2 separate regions of the Homo sapiens genome follow, and region 2 is linked to region 1. Evidence: chromatin loops called from intact Hi-C (ENCODE). Cell type or tissue: IMR-90. All regions are shown on one strand. Each heading gives the region's core, and the rest is flanking DNA. Links, peaks and the distances in the headings are about the cores only.

Region 1 (10,310 bases), core at 1,624-9,623:
CCCTGATGGTTACAGCTCATCTTTGACTATTCAACATGTCTTTTGTCCTGGTCTTTTATTTCCTTCTCAGATGCATCATATCCTACTGCTAACATAACATCTTTAACGAACTAACAAATGTTTGAAAGAAAGAGACTTGCTAGATACAAGTTCTCTGGTGCAAAGGGACTGAGTGGTCACCACCAATTAGATTATAGCGGGATAATTTCACAGTTCTCGAGATGATTGTTTCAAGGAAGGCTGGAAATGTACAGAGGCAGAATAGCCTGGAAGTGTGTGGTTTTCTCTAAGCAGACCAAAACAGCCCACAAAACTCCCAGAAGGAAAAAAGCAAGTGAGATTTCGATCCTTTGGCAATGAAGAAATAATGCACAAATAAAATGTTTTAGCCTAGCACAGGGGCTCACACCTGTTAGTCCCAACTACTTGGGTGGCTGAGGCGGGAGGATTGCTTAAGCTCAGGAGTTAGGGACCACTCTGGGCAATACAGTGAGACCCCATTTCCAAAAATAATTTTTTAATAAAAAAAAGAAAAAAATGTTTAAAATGAAGTTGTCAGAAATACTCTTTTGAGACTACGTAATAACCTGGGTGCTGCCTCTAGGTATCTTTGCGGAATTGTTACAGTAAGTAAAACTCTCTCAAGCCAACATTCATGGCTCTCCATGAAGTAATCTCTATTTATTTTTTTCACGTGGCCTCCAGCACATCATGGGTCTTGTATTCCAGCTACACTGGATAACTTCTTGTACATTTTCCTGCCCTTTGACTTTTGCTCATGCTGTTCCCCTGGTCTAAATGCCTCCCCAGCACTTGACAAAACCCGTCTTTTAAAGTCAGTTAAAAACATAATTTCTCAGGCCAGTCATGGTAGCTCATGCCCGTAATCCCAGCACTTTGGGAGGCTGAGGCAAGCAGATAACTTGAGGCCAGTAGTTTGAGACTAGCCTGGCCAACATAGCAAAACCCCATTCTAGTAAAAGTACAAAAATTAGCCAGGCATGATGGCACACACCTGTAGTCCCAGCTACTCAAGTGGCTGAGGCATAAGAATCGCTTGAACCTGGGAGGTAGAGGTTGCAGCGAGCCATGATCACACCACTGCACTCCAGCCTGGGCAACAGAGTGACACTGTCTCAAAAAAAACAAAACAAAACAAAACAAAACAAAACAGCATTTCTCCATAAGATGCTCCCTCCACCCCTAGAACCAGATATGAGCTCCTCCACTGCATCTCAGTAGCTTCACATTTATACAGTACTTCTCTTAAACACTGACTTGATATGGGCTTGCGTTACTTACTGATCTTATCCCTCCACCAGACATAAGCACATAAGCATGGAGACACGCATCTTCAGGGATGTGCACTCAATAATCGTTTGCTGATTTGAAGTGAAATGATGAGGCTAATTTATTTTACAGTACTCCCGTGCACTGGTTCTCTAATAGCTGCTCAAAGGCCCTCCACTGATCCAAAAGCCCATCTGCTATAATATTAGTGTTAATAATGATACATAGGTTCCTGAGATAAATAATTTAATTATCACATGCTTATTAGGGTCTCACCAAGAGCAGAGCCATTTACCTCTTTATTTGAATAAGACTTCTGAAAAATGCTTTGTAGTTGGGATTCTGTGTGTGTGTGAATCTATGCATGTGCATATATGTGCATTTACAAGCAAGGTCTAGAGGCCTAAATAATAATAATGATCTTTTGCTCCTCTTCAGTGAACTTCAGACAAGTACCTTAAAGCTACAAGCTTTAAAGTATTAGCTTATGAAAGCGCCAACCATGCTTCCAAATTTCAAAACAAAATAACCTTCGCTAAGTCAGGAAGATCACTTGAGGATGGGAATTCACCACCAGCCTGGGCAACATAGCAAGACCCCATCTCTTCAAAATAAAAATAAAAATAGCCAGGTGTGGTGGCGCATACCTGTAGTCCCAGTTTCTTGGGAGGCTAAAGTTGGAGAATCACTTGAGCCCAGGAGTTCGAGGCTGCAGTGAGCTATGATCACACCACTGAACTCCAACAAGGATGACAAAGTGAAACCCTGACTCAAAAAAAGAAAGAAAGAAAGAAAAAAGAAACTTGGCTGAACCATGAGGAGTTAACACTTGGACATTTTTTGATTCTGCAACTGTAAAAGAATCTTGCTGAATTTGTTGAACTTGTGTCTCTAACAGATTACTGACATTTCCTTAATGTAAGATCACCTGGGGATTAAATCTCAACTGTAGCACATATCAATGACTGTGAGCATCTGACTTTACCTTGTTTTACAATTCTCATGAAATGGATGTATGGTCAATGACTGAGGGGATGATAAACTTTATATTAACCAAACATGATATAAAAATCCAGGGCATACTGATGACCAGATATGGGCTGGTAAGAATTAGTTCTAATATAACATGGACATGGACATGCTTCAGTTTATATAAATTGCTCTATAGGTAGTGACAGATTAACCCTCCTAACATCCTTAAAAAAAGATAATAAAAGTTATTATTCACTTTTATTGATGAAATACTTGGAGTGTTTAGACTCTCACAAGGTCACTATAAATAACCTTTTAACAATCCAGCTCACTGATGAGTCTTGGTGTGTTTTGTGAAGCACTCAACTGACTGTGAGAATCACATATAAGAGAAATGATCAAATAGCCTGAATGCCTTTGGAAAACATTGAATTCAACTCTGTCCTGCTCCAGAATCCACACACTATGCTAGCATAGTATTACTGAAGCGCAAAACACCATGCTAGCATAGTATTAGTGAAATACAAAACACTGTACTCAAGGCACCTAGTTTAAATCCACCACCTATTAGCTGTGTGATCTTGAGAAGTCCCTTAATTCTCCCTCATGTGCAAAGGGAAGCTACCAATGGTGCCTGCCCCACAGGGCTATTATGAGTATAAAAATGAGACATTTTATGCAGCTTCTGTTTTACCAAAAATATTCATTTTGACCCACTTTTTCTAGAAGCCTCTCCCTCTAACAATATTCATATGTAAAACCAACAAAAACACTAATCAAATTCCAGAGAGATTGAATTTCAGGGTGAGGGAGGTCTTACTGCATTTTTGCCTTAATAATCTCAGTTTCATCTTTCATTCCATACCAAAACATGGTTACAGGGAAACTATGTTCTAAGAAAAAAAATTATTAATTATATACCCATTCTGCACATTTAGAAATAAATAATTTTCCAAAAACTTTTACCTAGACAAGAACCCCTCCTTACAAACAGAAGTTTTCTCTTTAGACCAATTTCACTGCTAACCATAAAGAAGAAAACATATAAGTAGGATGAGATAGAAGAAAAATCAGAAAGCAGAGAAAGACTAATTAGAAGATAGAGAAAAAAAGGAAGAGGAGTGAAATATAATATTCATATTCTAGCTGCCAATCCACTAACTTCCAAAAAGGAAAGTGAATATGCCAGACCATTAAAATATTTCAGCAACACTAGCTTGTTTGGCAGTCAGAGTCTCAGAACCATGAGAATCACAGTTACTTAATCACTGTGAGCTCATAAAACTGGACCCAAAGTGACAAGACCATTGGGTGAGAAGGGTGAGAGGGAGCTGAGCAGGGTGATCTGCTCCAACAATGCACCAGTTCCAGAGGTCCTCTGCAGAACTTGAAGAGACAGCACAGCATCCTGAGGCCGTTAACTTCCTGACTCCTGCCTTTGAAATAGAACCAGGAACTGAGCTTCCATGGCCTAGTTTGACCTGGCTTTGTCACTACCCCAGTTCTGATGAGATTATGATCTGCTACCCTAGAACTAAGCAGAGGTGAGAGCCAAGATGCCTTTCTATGGCCTAGAGCACAAGAAGGGCCCACATAGTAACAAAAACACTGTCACTTTTATGGATTAGGCAGTATTGCCTAAAGGTTTAGCACCCAAGGCTTTAAAGCCAGACTGTCCTGGTTCTAAATCTGACTTTGACACCTACTAACTGTTTAACCTTGGTTAAGTTGGTTAACACAGAGGCTCAGGTTCCTCACCTATAAAATGAGGGGAAGTACGAGGTTACTCTGAATATTAAATGAGATACACATATATAAAACTGAGTATAGTCCTAGAACATGGTGCACACAAGGTGACAGCTGTGCCTTATTACAGCTACTGCACAGCTGAAAAAAACTGTGAAACACTGAAAGTCACTCTTCTACAAGCTGGATATTAGACTGTGAATTCCCCAGGACCAGCAAAACCCAGCATTCCCAATGCCTAGCTCAGTGCTGAATGAACAAGAGAGAAAACCTCAAAAATCTTTCAGTAATAGAAAGATAATTCTGGACAGGTGCAGTGGCTCACACCTGTAATGCCAGCACTTTGGGAGGCCAAGGTGGGTGGATCACCTGAGTCGGGAGTTTGAGACCAGCCTGGCCAACGTGGCGAAACCCTGTCTCTTCTAAAAATACAAAAAATTAGCCGGGCATGGTTGCGGGCACCTGTAATCCCAGCTACTTGGGAGGCTGAGGCAGGAGAATCGCTTGAACCCGGGGGACAGAGGTTGTGGTGTGCCAAGATCGCTTCACAGCACTTTAGCCTGAGCGACAGAGCGAGACTCCATCTCAAAAAAGAAAAAAAACGAAAGAAAGAAACATAATTCTAAGACTAAGACCAATAATGTGCCAGCTATGGTTTCCTTGTCATTGAATTTATTAATATAAGTAGGCAGAATTATTTGTTATCATGCTAAAGAAAAAATGAGATTTTTTTTTAACGGACAAGGTTTTCTTAAAGCATCATATCAGTATCTCAGTATCTCCTATAAATAGATTTTGTTTAAATAATACAATTTACTAAACTGTCTGAGCAGTGTGGACTTCCCCCATATTTATGTTTTTAGTGGCTGTAGCTGTTGTGGTGGTCAAACATTGAGTGTTCTTTTATGAACATAGTTAGCATAAAAGAACCTTTTGATGACTCGTATTAGAACATGAATTTAATAGAAGCAAAGGTACTGCTTATCATCACTGAGAACATTCATTCAGATCTACCACAGTTTTATAACTGCTCTGATCTAACAGAGCAATTTATTCCAACATGCAATTTAACCAATAGGCTGTTTAACCTTGGATACTTATTAGTAAGGGAACAATGCTTTCAGGATTATGCTGAATAATTCAGCCCTTCCAGTCAAAGAACTTTTGCTGGTGGGTGAGAACAGCATGTTGTCTAAGTATCTGAGAACATTTCTACACATCTGGAGTATGTGGCCCTGTGCTGCCTTTCCAGGCCTGCTCTCCCAGCCAGAACTTCTTCTGCCATGGGGCAAGACAGTGGAATAGAACTATCTTATAAACTTTTTTGAACAAAGACAGATGATGTTGCACTACTACATTCCCTGTGAATTCTTTCTGCTGCTGCCAACTTATAGTATTTTTAAGTTTGCTCCTAGGTGTTTTACAGTAGAAGCCATTCCAAATAAGATTTTGCTGAAGGTTCAGCATGAACTATGCAACTACTCTGAGAAATAATCCCATTATTTCAACTGTTTACTTTTCCATTATACCCCATTTCCAAAATACGTGCTTTTAAAAGTTTTACATCCTCTCTTCATAAATCAAGTTAGTAAGGATGTCATTCCTTTTTAAAGCATGTTGCATAGAAACATTATAAAAACAAAATACATAAACACACATGTATACGTGCACACAACACACTTGCTCAACTTGAAACTGAGCCCCAGGACTAACAAACACACAGTCCAGGGCTCTGGTTACTATGCCTTCTTTCTAGGATCTGGCTTCATTTGGAGGCTCATATCCCATACCAGTGCTCCTCAAACCACGTTCTAAGGTCCATGAAATATTAATAATAGTTCTATGGGGAGTGGGGGAGTGGTATAATCAAATTTGTGGTTTTGCCTTAGGACAAATCTGAATCATAAGCACATAAGGCTCGTGAGAATCTCTTTGGTATTGAGTGAACCCTGCCAACTATTCAACATTCACATCTCATTCATTGTTACATACAAAGCTCATGAAGTGATAACATTTCTTTGTTTTAAAAATAAAAGAGCACTGAAAAAAGAAGTCAATTGCTTGTGGTGGTGATGAAAGTGAAGAGAAAGTGAAAAGGCCTAAGGAAGTGATGGTTCTTGGAAGAATACAGATGTCTAGGAAAGAAATTATACTCCAAAGAGCTACCTGTAAATTTAGAAACTCATCATTATCTCTGGACAAATCTTTCATAAATGTCAAAGACCTGCTACATATCAAAATGGTCTAAGTTCCTAAGCATCATAGAAATAAACTGGACTTGACTGTGGATTCTACTTGAGCAAAAGATCCTATGGCTGAGTCTTGGGTATGAAGAGGGAGAAGTTTCTCACATAAGCATGGGCCCATGGGGCTTAGACTCTGGAAAGACAGCTCCAGGGGTACTGCCATACATTGATGTTGGCAGGATCTTCTGTTTAAAAGGTATTGGTGGCCGGGCGCAGTGGCTCACGCCTGTAATCCCAGTACTTTGGGAGGCAAAGGCAGGCGGATCACTTGAGGTCAGGAGTTTAAGACCAGCGTGGGAAACATGGTGAAATCCTGTCTCTACTAAAAATACAAAAAAAAATTAGCCGGGCGTGGTGGCGGGCACTTGTAATCCCAGCCACTCAGGAGGCTGAGGCACGAGAATCGCTTGAACCTGGGAGGCAGAGGTTGCAGTCAGCTGAGATAGCACCACTGCACTCCAGCCTGGGCAACAGAGTGAGACTCCATTTCAAAAACAAAACGAAACGAAACAAAACAAAACTATTGGTGAAAAACAGATATTTTAGTTGACTGGGGCTTAATGCTGAGAAGTAGGCCTCCAATACAACCTGAAGATGGATTCGTGGTGGTACAAGTTTGCCTTCTGTGAGGGTCTGGAGGAAGCACTTTTATTAACAGGTGCCAAGTAGAACTGCTGGGTCCTGAAAGAACCTACAAGACACTGGGGTGAGAACACGTAGAGAAGAGTCCAAGTGCACTGAGAAAAGTGAGGCGCACTGACTTCAGAGAATGGATCTAGTTTCTTTCCTGTCAGTGAAAACTGAAGCTCACTGGAGTTCTGAGACAGCCTCTGGTCTCCTGGTCCACCCCAGGATGGCTCAATATCTGTAATGCAGAGGCTGAATATGTATAAATGCAGAGGCCCAATCCAAGCACTCACTATGACTCACCAAGGACACTATGAAATGTGACCAAAGTCTTCCAGACAAAATTGCTTTTCAGTCATGTAAATATCCTTTTAATTCATGTTCTTACTTAGTTTATGTAGCTTATGTGAAACTCGTTTGTCACTTTCTAAAGATTTACTTTTGTCGGACTCCAGGAAGGATTGTCTAACTTTTCCCTAAATCTCATGGTGCTTCAAATAATAGGAACTTTTCCCTCCTCTACGGTTTTGATTTCCCATGGAAGACAGCCATTTAGGAAAGTTACCTGCATGCAGATATATGCACAGCTAAGGTAACATGGAGGTGTGCCAGTCGAGCATATCTGAACTGGCCACTGTCTACCTAGAGTGACAAACAAAATGTAGAATCTTGCAGGATAGCTCAGATCCTACCATCTTGACAACCAATCACAGATCTGTCTTCTATACTGGGTTCAGGCAAGGCAGCATGCTTATTGGCCTATATGGGGCATGGATTGGCCCAAAGGACCTGCTTTTTCTGAATTTGAAGGCACTCAGTTCAGGGAGCTACACAGATGGTGGCAAAAGGTAGCCACATCATTGGTTCTTGCCTCTCCATCACAATATGTCTTAGCTTTTTAATAGCAAGAAACCTGTAGGTATACTAAATTGGTGGAATCCAGGAAAGGAGGAGGGAAAAAAGTCAAGACAACAGCATTTAAGACTGAAAAGGGGCCGGGCACAGTGGCTCACGCCTATAATCCCAGCTCTTTGGGAGGCCGAGGCAGGCAGATCACCTGATGTCAGGAATTTGAGACCAGCCTGGCCACCACAGTGAAACCCCGTCTCTACTAAAAATCCAAAAATTAGCTGGGTGTGGTGGCAGGCACCTGTAATCCCAGCTACTCAGGTGGCTGAGGCAGGAGAATCACTTGAATCTGGGAGAGGGAGGGTGCAGTGAGCCGAGATCATACCATTGCACTCCAGCCTGGGCAATAGAGCAGGACTCCGTCTCAAAAAAAAAGACTGAAAAGGCAAACTTGATGAAAAGGAAGAAAGAAGAAACTCAAAAGCAGTCACATCTCAAACCTTTTGTTTGAAGATAATATATACCATTCATATCACATTTCAGCCCGTAATAAGGCAGTGTAGTTGAGTCCATTGTAGGGGCCAAGGGAAAACATCCCCTTTGCTCTCTAAAAGTTTGTTGAAAATTAACTCACAAAAGGCAGATTAAGAGGAGAAATGGCATATAAATTTATTAGTGTGCAAGGGGGAGAATGCAGGGATGACTGCCCCATATCCCAATGGGGTACAGATGCTTATATACACTCCTTCTTAGAGGAATGGGAGATGGGGAAGTCTGGATGGTTTTAAGGGGACAGTAAATGATTTTTAGGGGAACTTAATGAACTTAAAGTGGCCTGGGACAAAGTCTGTTGGGCCCACACAGCAGACAATGGTTTGTGACAAATGTCTGTCCAGATGTGTTGACAGGCTTCAGTGTTTCTTTACATGCTATGAGCTCAGTTAATGGAAATTCGGGGAAGGAACCAGAGATAATTGTTTTATTCTTTGGTGCATCCGAACTTGAGGCAGATAAGGGAACTTCAGGGAACAATTTCCTCCTTTGCTTTGGGAGAGACAGAGGATTGCAAGGCAGGAGGTGGAGGGGGTACAGTGTCAGAGAGACCTAAGGCTGCTTCTTCAGCTCAGCATGTCAAAGTGCCACATTTTGGTGTATCGGTTTCTGAGCCCTGACACTATCATGTCACTTTTCACTTATCTACACAGGGCACTAAGATGCACTGCACCGGCCCTCACCATGACTCCTCCCTCTTGCTGCCCTTCTCACTCCAGGCTCCTAAACACAGGCCACCTATTTGATGGGATATTTCAAACCTGGCTTTGATTGTGAGGGTCAGTTTGGCATACAGGTGATTTCCTTGTAGATTAAGAACATTTACTTTCTTCCTGCTGGATCCCTCCCAGAGATACCATCAAACCTCTACCTACGCAATTAGTTTTCACAGGTGGCTGTTTTGCCTCCAGTAAAACTACTTTCTTTCTCCTTCTGCAAGTCAAAGCACAGCGAATACACACGAAAACATTTCAGATATGAAATAAACATGTTCATAAAGGCAGCTATGATGTAATGTATCATTTTTGACTGATCCAAATTATGGAATGAACTCCCCACACCAGGATTAAAGTGAGAAGAATCATTTCTGGAAGAAGGAGCGCAATGGGATTGTGGTGGGCTGAAGGCTAGAAAAAAGGGTTAGAATTGAGACAAGGAAAAGGAGCCACAATTTATGCTGGCTTATAACGGCTAGGGTTTTCTGAGATGCCTTCTCCTTTCGTAAATTCTGTTACTGTTGACAATCCTAACTTACTAGAGACAGAACCGACAGCGGAGAAAGAAAAGATGTTCATACGCGTCAAGAGTCACTGGTAAGGCAGCTGTTTGTTTTTTGTTTATTTGTTTGTTTGTTTTTTGTTGTTGTTCCTGCTGCACCAGACCAGTTTCAACATGAAACTGGCAAGTTTTGAGATGTAGCTGTTTCTCTGGTCCTTTTTCTAGTAAAAGGCTCCCATTTTAGAGGCAGCCATTTCCAAAGGAAAAAAAAATTCAATGTCGACATAAATCCCTTGAACTAAACATCTGTTTAAACTGTTTCTAGGTCAGGAGTCTAAAACTGTGAAACACTAGGGGTGCAGACATGATTTCTTTCCCAAGGTCTCCAAGTACTGCGGCATGCACATATCCTGCCATATTGTTTAAACATCTGGCTCACTTCCCCCTAAAAGAAAAGGGCTGATAGGGTGGGTTGTTATGGCTTTTTGTCTTAACCTATAACATGATTTTGTTATTTGTACAGTCTCTAAAACAAACTACTGTTAAACAAGGTTTTTTTTTTCCCTTACTGCATTATTTAAAGGTGGATGTTTCAATGGCATTTGAATAGCATGAGGGGATTTTTTTTTTTTCATAAAAGCTACGAACTCAAGGATGTTCATGAAGAAATAGTTTCCTTCAGTTCTTCCCTATGAAGAAAAACTCTTCCAGAAGTTCCACTTTCAACATTCCCCTTCATTAACAAAACCAAGTACGTACTCTTGTTTTTAAAAGTCTGTTTCCATACCCGTATTTACCTGTGGAAAAAGA
Region 2 (10,310 bases), core at 1,401-9,400, 160 kb after region 1:
AAAGGTCAGTATATTTTCCCTTGGAAGAAATATGTCAATTTTTACCAAACCCCACAATTGATGCTTTAAAAAAATCTCAATTAGTGGTAAGTAAAAAGTCAAATTCTTGTAAATGTGTTTCCATTTTGACATAGTTGTAAAAATGAGCAAAAATATTAAGATGTTATTTCATTTAGAAATCTTCTAAGAATCCCCAACCTTCAGACTTCCCACAAAGTCACTTCTTTTCCCACAAAGACAAAAAGAAGTTTCAGTGGACACACATTACTGGATATTAGCAATTTTGGTTGGTCATCTGGTACTTTTACTGACGTTGAATTTGTCTCTACATTGCACCAGTAATAATGATACAAATCCGGTACATTTATGACCCATACAATTTGTCGATTGATCTATTACAGAGGTCTTAGTCGAGTTCAGATAAAGCTCCTCATGCAGGGGGGTGTGGCTCAGAGTGGCCAAGGAATTTAGTATATTCTCATCCCACTTTCCTCCTGGCTTAGAAAATGATAGGTCCTGAGACTGGATGAGCCCAATATAAGGGCACCTGGCCATCCTAAGCATCCAAAGAAGGAAAGAGATCGTGTCAGGAGAGAAACCACCCCTTGTTAGTGGATTGAGAGCTACTGCAAATCTTCATGAGCCACGGAACAATACCAGGGCTTGAACTCTTTTCCTCCTGTGGCCTTCGTTTCTGTTGGGGTCCTTCTCTCATGCACCTAGACTGGATGAGGATGACCGTCTCCATGACAGTCCCCAATAAACCCCCATCCTGGTATTTATGCCCTGTGTAATTCCCTCCTACACTGTATTAAGGCTGGTCTGTTACCAATAGAATACAGCAGAATTGATGGGAAGTCACTTCTGAGACTAGGTATAAAAAACACTGTGGTTTCTGTCTGCTCCCTCTCTCTAAGGTTGCTTGTTCCGATGGGGAGGCTAGGGCAGGGCGTGTTGTGAGCAGCCCAAAGAGAGGCCTATGTGGTAAAGAACAGAGGCCAACAGCCACGTGAGTGAGCTTTTTTGGAAGCAGATCCTTCAGCCCCAGCCAAGCCTTCAGATGACTGCAGCCCTGGCTGACACCTTGACAGCAATATCATGATTGACTTTCAGCCAGAACCACCCAGCTAAGCTACTCCCTGACTCTTGACCTTTAGAATCTGTATGAGACAAGAGATATGTATTGTTTTAAGCTACCAAGTTTGGGGGTAATTTGTTATGCAGCAATAAAGTACTTACATATGGTCTTAGATTGTCCTATGTGTTCCCACATAATGTATTGTTCTGAATGGCAATCACTCATCCATGTGTCTGACTCTCCCATTGAACAATTTACGCTTTCAGAAAAGGGACCAAGTTGACTGTTGTATCCCTAATACCTAGAGTAGTGCTTGACACACAGTAAGGAATGTTATTGAACAAATGAGTAAAGCAAAATGCGATGGTTTCAGATAGCACCAGAAGACCTACCAGCTAAGGAACAAGTTGACAGTGTTCAAATTGGGTTATTCTCTCTGAGTGTGAGAGATTCAAAATGAAGGTTCATTCTTCTCCTGCTGCTGCGACTGGCCTCCCTACAACCCTCGCAAATTCCCCATGAGTCAAGTCCTGCTTTCTTCTCATCGGTTGTAGGGCTTCCAGAAGATGTGATCTGGAATGTGGGGCATGAGCAGGGCTCAGCTGTGGTGGGTTACTCCAGATCAACTCTCAGGGAGAAGGAAGGATTTCTTCAATGCCCCAGACCCAAGAGATGCAGACTGTGAAGGCACTCCCCAGAGGGGAGCGCTCAGGGCATGGGATACGTAATTAAACTAGACCCAGGGACAAAGCAAAAGTAGGGGTGGGGTATGGAGCTTTTACATTTTATTTAGGAGCTTTAAAAAATGTTTGTTCAGAGGAGGCTAAAAGTTCAGTTACTTCTCTAAGTGGGGTGGTGTCTGGTTACAAATACACTAGGAAGGGCGCCTCCACTTCAGGGCTCAGCCCTGCCCACTCCAGAAGAGCCACAGTACAAACCACCCCTCCTCCTTCCCTCAAATCACACCTCTTTAACTGGCACTGCCATCTCTAACTGGAAGAATATATGCGGGAGGCTTTCAAAGAACCCCTGGGTAGCTCTGAACTGCCTTCCCATCATGCTCTGTGCTCTCTCCATCTGTTGGATTTGTAATGAAACTTATGAGGAGCACAAAGCCTCCAGATCCAAAGGAATAAGTCTCCAGTGGCATGGATGGCAATGGAGGACACACTTGGGGCAGCTGGAGCCTTCCCAGTGAGCTTAAAAAATGCACCATTTTGGGGAACAGTATCAGGCATATTTAAATAACTTCTACTTACTTTTTCTGCACACTCCACAATGAGGAGTGGGGGGAAGCATGCATGGTCTAGCTCATGATCATTTGTCATTAAGAATCTTTTTAGAGGGAATACATAGCACTCAGTTTGTTATATAGTCAATAGGGCCTTGAGTGTGAAACAGGATAGCTTGATTTCAGATCCCTTATTGGTTATTTCTAATTGTTTAACCACAGAGAGTTTTGCTTTTCTGAGTCTCAGGGTTTTTTATCTGTAAAGTGAAGACACTAGTAATTACCTCCTAGCATTCACTAAAAACATGTTGGCAGAATCTGAATGGGGTTCTTAAGGCCAAAGGAAATAAAAAAGCTGCAAATAGAATTTGGGAATGCTTGATTACATTTAAGGCCTGTAGAAAAAAAGTAAATCATAGGCTTCCCACCAGCTTGGGACATGGTACAGCTATTTTTCCAAAGGTAATTTAATATCATTCCAGGATGCATAAAAACAGCATGACCTAAGACAGCCACAAAATGGTCCATCCATTGACCATGTCAGGCTCAGTCTTTTGTTTCTACATTTTCAAAATAATATTAACAAAATGAAAAATATAGTGAAAAAAGCCACTAAAATAGAGACAAATAGAAACAACATGCAAATAACTTGTCCAAAATGAGTGTTCCTGTGGAAATCCTACTTGGTTCAAGGGTTTGAACGTCTCAATTTCCAGCTTTATAGATTTACCGAAGCATTCACTTATGTCTACTCAGCACTTATTGTAATTATTAGTGAAAATAGCTGATTAATTTATATAGGTCCTCTCGGAAGTCTAGTGAGGCACATGCCATGTCCCGTTTTCATAATCTCTAGACATAATTCTAAAAATGAAGATATGGGCCGGGTGTGGTGGCTCACGTCTGTAATCCTAGCACTTTGGGAGGCCAAGGTGGGCAGATTACAAGGTCAAGAGATTGAGACCCCATGGCCAATATGGTGAAACCTCATCTCTACTAAAAATACAAAAATTAGCTGGGCGTGGTGGCATGTGCCTGTAGTCCTAGCTACTCGGGAGGCTGAGGCAGGAGAATTGCTTGAACCCGAGAGGCAGAGGTTGCAGTGAGCCAAGATTGCACCACTGCACTCCAGCCTGCGGACAGAGTGAGACTGTCTCAAAAAAAAAAAAAAAAAAAAGAAAACGTAATTGGACATAACTGGATACCAAAAGGCCAAAAGCCTTTCTCACGTTTTGTATTTTTTTTTTTTTTTTTTGGCAAATTTGTTTAGTGACCGTAAGTAGATGGCCTCATTTCTTGGTGTTTCAGCTTCCTTGTCTGTAAAACGGAGTTCATAATAGTGCCTACCTACATGCCAGTTAAGAGGATTAAATGAATTAGTATCTACAAAGCACTCCAAAGCATACAGAATGTGCTCAGTAAATGACAATTTTGTTGTTACATTTATTATTCATTTTAAAGGGAAAATAGCTTTTATTTAAATGTTATAGAATATCTTAAGCATGGTCCAAAATATTTACAAGTATATAAATATGAGGTATTTTATTGAGCCTGACACTTAGGCTAAATGTTTCTTTGGAGGCCTTCTCTCAAAAAATCCTTGTAGACTTCCCCACACACTGTCAGATAAGCCAAATCAAATGGCCATTCTATTAGTTTCCTCTTGCTGACTAATAAACCACCACACATTTAACAGCTTAAAACATCACCAAGTATTTATTATCTCACAGTTTCTGTGGGGCAGGAGTCAGAACACACTTCAGCTGGGTCTTTAGCTCAGGATCCCATAAGACTGCAAGCAGGTTGTCAGCCAGGCTGCATTCTCACAGGCAGGCCTGATTGGGGAAGAACCTGCTTCCAAGCTCACTCAGGTTCTTAATAGAATTTACTTCCTTGCAGCTGAACTGAAGGCCCCACTTTCTTGCTGGCTATTGATTAGAGACTGCCCTCAGCTCCCAGAGGCCACCATGGTTGCTTGCCACATGGACTTTCTCATCATGACCACTTACTTCATCAAGCCAGCAAGGAGAGTCTCTGGGGCAATTTCACTAGCAAGACAAAGTCTTGTATACGAGGCATAACCCACAACACATGACTTATACCATATACTATGTTACAATGTAACATAATCACATGAATGACATCCCATCACCTTTACAATATTCTATCAACTAGAAACAAGTCACAGGTCCTGCCCACACTCAAAGGCCGGTGACTGCACAAAGTGTGAATAGCAGGAGGCCACCTCAGAGGCTGTCTAATGCTGTCACCAAGAGGAAAAGGCATTGTCCAATTTCCCTTTGAATTTTCCAATTCATTTTCTGTTCTAGCCCAAGAGGTCTAGAAGTTTCATAATCTGTTAATTAGAGACATGAAGCTTAGGGAAGATGAAGGGAAGTAGAAAGAACTGCATTTAAGAGAAAGTAAAAAAGATAATCACTCTCTCCATATGGACTGTGGAAATGGTGATGTCGGTGTCCAACAATAGCTCCTTAAATCCCTCAAGTCCCACCAAGATGGCTTTGGGGAAGGTAATCAAAGGAGACACCCCCGTATGGTACAGGCCTAATTCAGCCATCTTTGGACCTAATGGTTTGAAGCCTTACAGATGGAAATTGGCCACTGAGCCATGAGCAAATCTGTCTGTCTGTGGGTTAATAGGGGAGATAACTCTAGTCTCCTTTAAATACATACAGGATTATTATTAAGACACCATCCGACTAGTCTCTATTCCTTCTAAAGAAGAACCAGGGAGAAATGGGCTTGAATTTCAGCAAGAAGAAATTTGTATAAACCTAAGAAAAAAAGTCTAAACAGCAATGGTGAGTAAGCACTGAAACAAGCTATAAAACAAAGCTATGAAGTACAGTCATGCACCACATAACCACTTTTAGGTCAATGTCAAACCACATATACCATAATGGTCCCATAGATTATAACAGAGCTGAAAAAGTCCTATCACTTAGTATTTACTCTACTTTTTATTGTTATTTTAGAGTATACCTCCTTCTACTTATTTTTAAAAAGTTAACTGTAAAAGCCTAAGGCAGGTCCTTCAGGAGGTATTCCAGAAGAAGGCATTGTTAACATAGGAGGTGACAGCTCCGCATGTGTTACTGCCCCTGAAGACCTTCCAGTGAGACAAGAGGCGGAGGTGAAAGATAGTAATAGTGATGACCCTGACCCTGTGTAGGCCCAGGCTAATGTGTGTGTTTGTGTCCTAGTTTTTAACAAAAAAAAAAATTACAAATAAAAGAAAAAATTAAAATACAAGAATGCTTACAGAATAATAATATAAAGAAAAAATTTTTTACAGCTGTACAATGTGTGTTTTAAGCTGCATTATTACTAAACGGTTAACAAGTTAAAAAAATTAAGTTTACAGGGTAAAAATGTTACAAGTAAGCTAAGACTAATTTATTATTGAAGAAAGAAAAAATTTTAATATAAATGTAGTGTGGCCCAAGTGCACAGTCTTTATAAAGCCTACAGTAGTGTACAGTAAAGTCCTAGGCCTTCACATTCACTCACCCCTCACTCACTGACTCACCTAGGGCAGCTTCCAGTCCTGCAAGCTCCATTCATGAGAAGAGCCCTGTATAGGTATACTATTTTTACTTTTTTTTTTTTTTTTTTGAGAAGGAGTCTTGCCCTGTTGCCCAGGCTGGAGTGCAATGGCATGATCTCAGCTCACTGCAACCTCCGCCTCTCGGGTTCAAGCGATTCTCCTGCCTCAGCCTCCCAAGTAGCTGGGATTACATGTGTGTGTCACCACACCCGGCTAATTTTTTGTATCTTTAGTAGAGACAGGGTTTCACCATGTTGCTAGGCTGGTCTTGAACTCCTGACCTCGTGATCTGCCTGCCTCAGCCTCCCAAAGTGCTGGGATTACAGGTGTGAGCCACCACACCCGGCCTTAAATCTTTTATACTGTATTTTTTACTGTACCTTTTCTGTGTCTAGATATGTTTAGGTACACAAATACTTACCATTGTGTTATAATTGCTTACAGTATTCAGTATGGTAACATGTTGTACAGGTTTGCTGCCTAGGAGCAACAGGCTATACCACAGAGCCTAGGTGTATAGCAGGCTACACCATCTGGGTTTGTGTAAGCACACTGTATGAAGTTCACACGATAATGAAATTGCCTAATGATGCATTTCTCAGAACGTATTCATCGTGACTGTATCAGTCTCCTGAGATTTTAAAAAATAAACTGGACACCTACCAAGATGATGGTCCAAATGCAGTGAAGTAGTTGGGCTGGAAGACCTTCCCCTATGCTCAGCACATGGTAACACCTCAAAAACAAATATTTATTAAAGATATTGAAGTTTCTTTGCTGTTGTTGATGACTAACCAGATAGAAGTATTTTAAACTGAGATCCTTAGACTACCTCTGTCAAAATCATCTGGGGTATTATTTAAAATACAAGTTGTTAGGTATAGTTCTAGGTGTCATAAATTAAAATCTCTTGAGTTAGGGCCTAGGAACAGTTTTTTTTTTTTTTTTTTTTTTTGAGACGGAGTTTCACTCTTGTTGCCCAGGCTGGAATGCAATGGTGCGATCTCGGCTCACTGCAACCTCTGCCTCCCGAGTTCAAGTGATTCTCCTGCCTCAGCCTCCCGGGTAGCTGGGATTACAGGTGCCCCCCACGCCCAGCTAATTTCTCGTACTTTTAGTAGAGATGGGGTTTCACCATGTTGGTCAGGCTGGTCTTGAACTCCTGACCTCAGGTGATCCACCCACCTCGGCCTCCCAAAGTGTTGGGATTACAGCGCGGTGAGCCACCGCGCCCAGCCAGGAACAGTTTTTTTAAACAAGCACCCCAGGAAGTGTTAATGTACTCATTAAAGTCTGAGGACCACTGTAAATGTAATATAATCTATATCAGAACTTCAATTTCTTTATTCACATCTTCTCGTCCCTGCACCCCCACCCTCAACCCCACATTTCAAAGAAATAAATACTGCTTCCTCCTTTGAGCAGCGAAAAAAGCATCTCACAGCCCCCTGGCTTTCATGCCTAAATACAGCTCAGCAACCAAACTATATGAACATCCACAATGGCTCCCACCATGCTGTTTCCCCAGGGAAGTTACATAATAGGTTTCTGGCACATACCACTGTTACTAGAATTACAAATGAACCCCCACCCCCATCTCTCCAGGAGTCTCGTGTGTTGAGTAAAACCACAACAATATATCTGCTGCTTAGAACCAGGGTGAAAAGAGTAGGGGTATGCTTGGAGAAGTGTGTGTGGTTTGCTGCATGGAAACTCAGTGCACCATCCTACCAGCTGCAGAGTCTGCGTGTGAGCCCTGTGTCTCTACATACTGGACTTGAATTTTTGCAAGACCCTATTAGGGTCCCCAGGAGAGCTCTCATATGAAGTCCAAGAAATCTGAGGAAAACGTGCAGCTTACATGATGGACTAATTTCATTTCAATAAAATTCCCATATTACATTCAATGTGCCTGGCTTTATTAAGTTTTGTCATAAACGCTGGGAACACTTCCAAATTTAGGCTTGCACAATTATTTTTATTGGTGCGTTAACTAAAAATGGTATATGCATAAGTCAGAGTGTACATTTGACTTCATCTGGGGAGCTAAAATGAGCTTTAGGTTGATTTATAGTCATTTTACCCCAGTAAATGAGATACAGGAAATAGGGGTTAGAGTTTCTGATCACAGCATTTCTAAATCCATCCCAGTTCCATCCACGGCTCTGCCATGTATCTAATGAATTTAAATTCCAAATGTCTATCGGCAACCTGCAAAGTCACCAAACAAAGAGGCTGGCTTACTTTCAGACCCAGAGCCATCCAAACTGGGCAAAAAAATAGAGGTTTGTTGCACTAAAGTGGGACTGGGGAGCTCTCGGTGCTTTGAAAGGTTTTAATTGCTATGGAAAAAATCCTTTCAAAGATTTTTTTCCCTCAACATGGGCCCCTTGGAAACTTTTCATAGGGGAACTGTAAAATATTTATACAGCTAGCAGCACTGTTAAAAAAAAAAAAAAAAGCAAGAAAGAAAGAAGCATAGCACTGAATGAAAAGCAGACTTGAAGTGAGCCTTGCAGATTCAGGGGACCAGGGAGGGGAGGTTGCTGTGATTCCAACCCCTGGAAACAGGATTAATCCCTACCAACCATGCCCACAGACAGGGCCCACTTCACCGGCATGTGACCTGGCACTTAGAAGCGTCCTGCGTCTAGTTGAATGCTCTGCTGTAGCCATTTTGAAATTTTTGATTTTTGAACAAGAGACCCCGTGTTTTAATTTTGCAACGAGCCCTGTTACGTTACGTAGCCTTGCATGTTACGTAGCTGGCCCAGCTCACAGAACTTCCCCAGGACCGCTGTCTTCAGACATTTCAGTATGGTCCTCCCACCCCTTCCTCCCTGTTGGCTTTTCTTTTGCTTTCTTTTTCTGGAGGTATCCACAACACCGACCCTTTGACAGTCCTCAGTGGCATCTGCTCCACTTCCCATCGGTATGTCTGGCTGGCATACACACTGCCCACGCAGCTTTGTCACCCCAGGACATATGAGGCGAACAATCCATATTCAAAACCCTAGAAAACATGAACCTGAGCTTGTGAATAGACCAAAAAGTATAGAATTTTGTAGTTTAAAGGAACTACAACATTCTTGTTTTGTAGAGTAAATTAGTCCTGGAGAGAGGAAGGAAATTTCCCAAGGCTACTTCATTTATTAATATCAGGTTGGGGACAGGACCTGATATACATGCTGCTAGCTCACTCTGCAGGCTCTATAAAAAGGGTTAAGATGAACAAGTATAGTCCCCAAACTGTCCCCAAACTCATGTGAACTCTGGCTTCAGTCTTTTCTCAACACTTCAATCAACAATGACGTTATTAAAGAGCCGGGCGTGCTGGCACACGCCTGCAATCCCAGCACTTTGGGAGGCCGAGAAGGGCAGATCACTTGAGGTCAGGAGTTTGAGACCAGCCTGGCCAATATGGCGAAACCTCATCTCTACTAAAAATACAAAAATTAGTGGGCTTGGTGGTGTGCGCTTGCAATCCCAGCTTCTTGGGAGGCTGAGAGGGGAGGATCACTTGAACCCGGGAGGTGGAGGTTCCGGTGAACTAAGATCACACCACTGTACTCCAGCCTGGGCAACAGAGCGAGACTCCGTCTCAAAAAAAAAAAAAAAAAAAAAAAAAGATGCTATCAAAGAAAGGCTGGAAAGATAATCATTTTCTCCACACCAACCCCCCAAATATTTTCATTCCTCCCACTCCTTATCTTTTACTGATGAAGATATTTGGTAGCAAAAACAACAGATGTAAATTGCATGACCTCTTCATGGCTCTAGCCTACCACTGATGCTGTCAACCTGGTAACCCTGTAGAAAGGAAGAGAAGAATCCAAGGGCCCAGAAAACCCGCAAAGTGGATAATTAACACCAGAGAAATCAAGATTTGGCCACTTCATCATAGCTAAAATACTAAGGGGCAGGATGAGACACAGTCCCGAAACTTCCTACCAGGGGAAATGGGTTGCAGAATTACTACTATCTCGTCAATCAGGAGGGAACCTCTTGTCTCAAGGCTGACTTAATTGCCATAATTCAATTAACATGCTTCCACTAATTATATAAGCTTTTAGATGACAGTTCAACAGTAGCACCACTGAGAGTAAGCCATTTTTTTTTTCGTTTTTAAACTTAGTCTTAGTTAATTATAAGTAAATTGCATTGGTTTCTTTTTCACATCCTGCCTTCAACTATTTTGTTACAAAATAATATCACATAATTTAAGAGCTCTGGATCTTTGGCAAAAAAAAAAAAAATAAGGCATGTATACCATGTGCAAAACTGTAGCATTCATAAAGAGACAAGCCCCTTCTTTTCTTTCTTCCTTCCTGTTTTTCTTCCTTCATTTCTTTCTAGATGCCAATTCTTATGAAATATTAAATGAGATAAATAACAATCATATTAATTGAAATGAACATCTATTTTATAAATTC

Evidence for each region. Peaks named below come from ENCODE experiments on the same cell type or tissue, not always from the same donor. Only the 100,000 strongest peaks of a DNase experiment are listed, where the experiment ranks them.
Region 2: it touches region 1 in a loop (2.3-fold over the local background); 2 of 110 quality-filtered maps call a loop at or near these places.

Annotation. Positions count from the first base shown.
Region 1 is chr9:14,253,161-14,263,470 of GRCh38, forward strand. The region is part of intron 2 of NFIB (nuclear factor I B); the gene reads right to left. Among named protein-coding and RNA genes, the nearest start is that of NFIB, 56 kb to the right of the region's middle. In IMR-90, for the core only: no CTCF peak of the experiment used is centred there; a DNase peak (open chromatin) is centred at 5,931; H3K27me3 peaks cover 898 bases.
Region 2 is chr9:14,410,966-14,421,275 of GRCh38, forward strand. It overlaps a transcript of NFIB not described here. Among named protein-coding and RNA genes, the nearest start is that of TRH-GTG1-6, 18 kb to the right of the region's middle. In IMR-90, for the core only: no CTCF peak of the experiment used is centred there; a DNase peak (open chromatin) is centred at 5,166; H3K27me3 peaks cover 4,357 bases.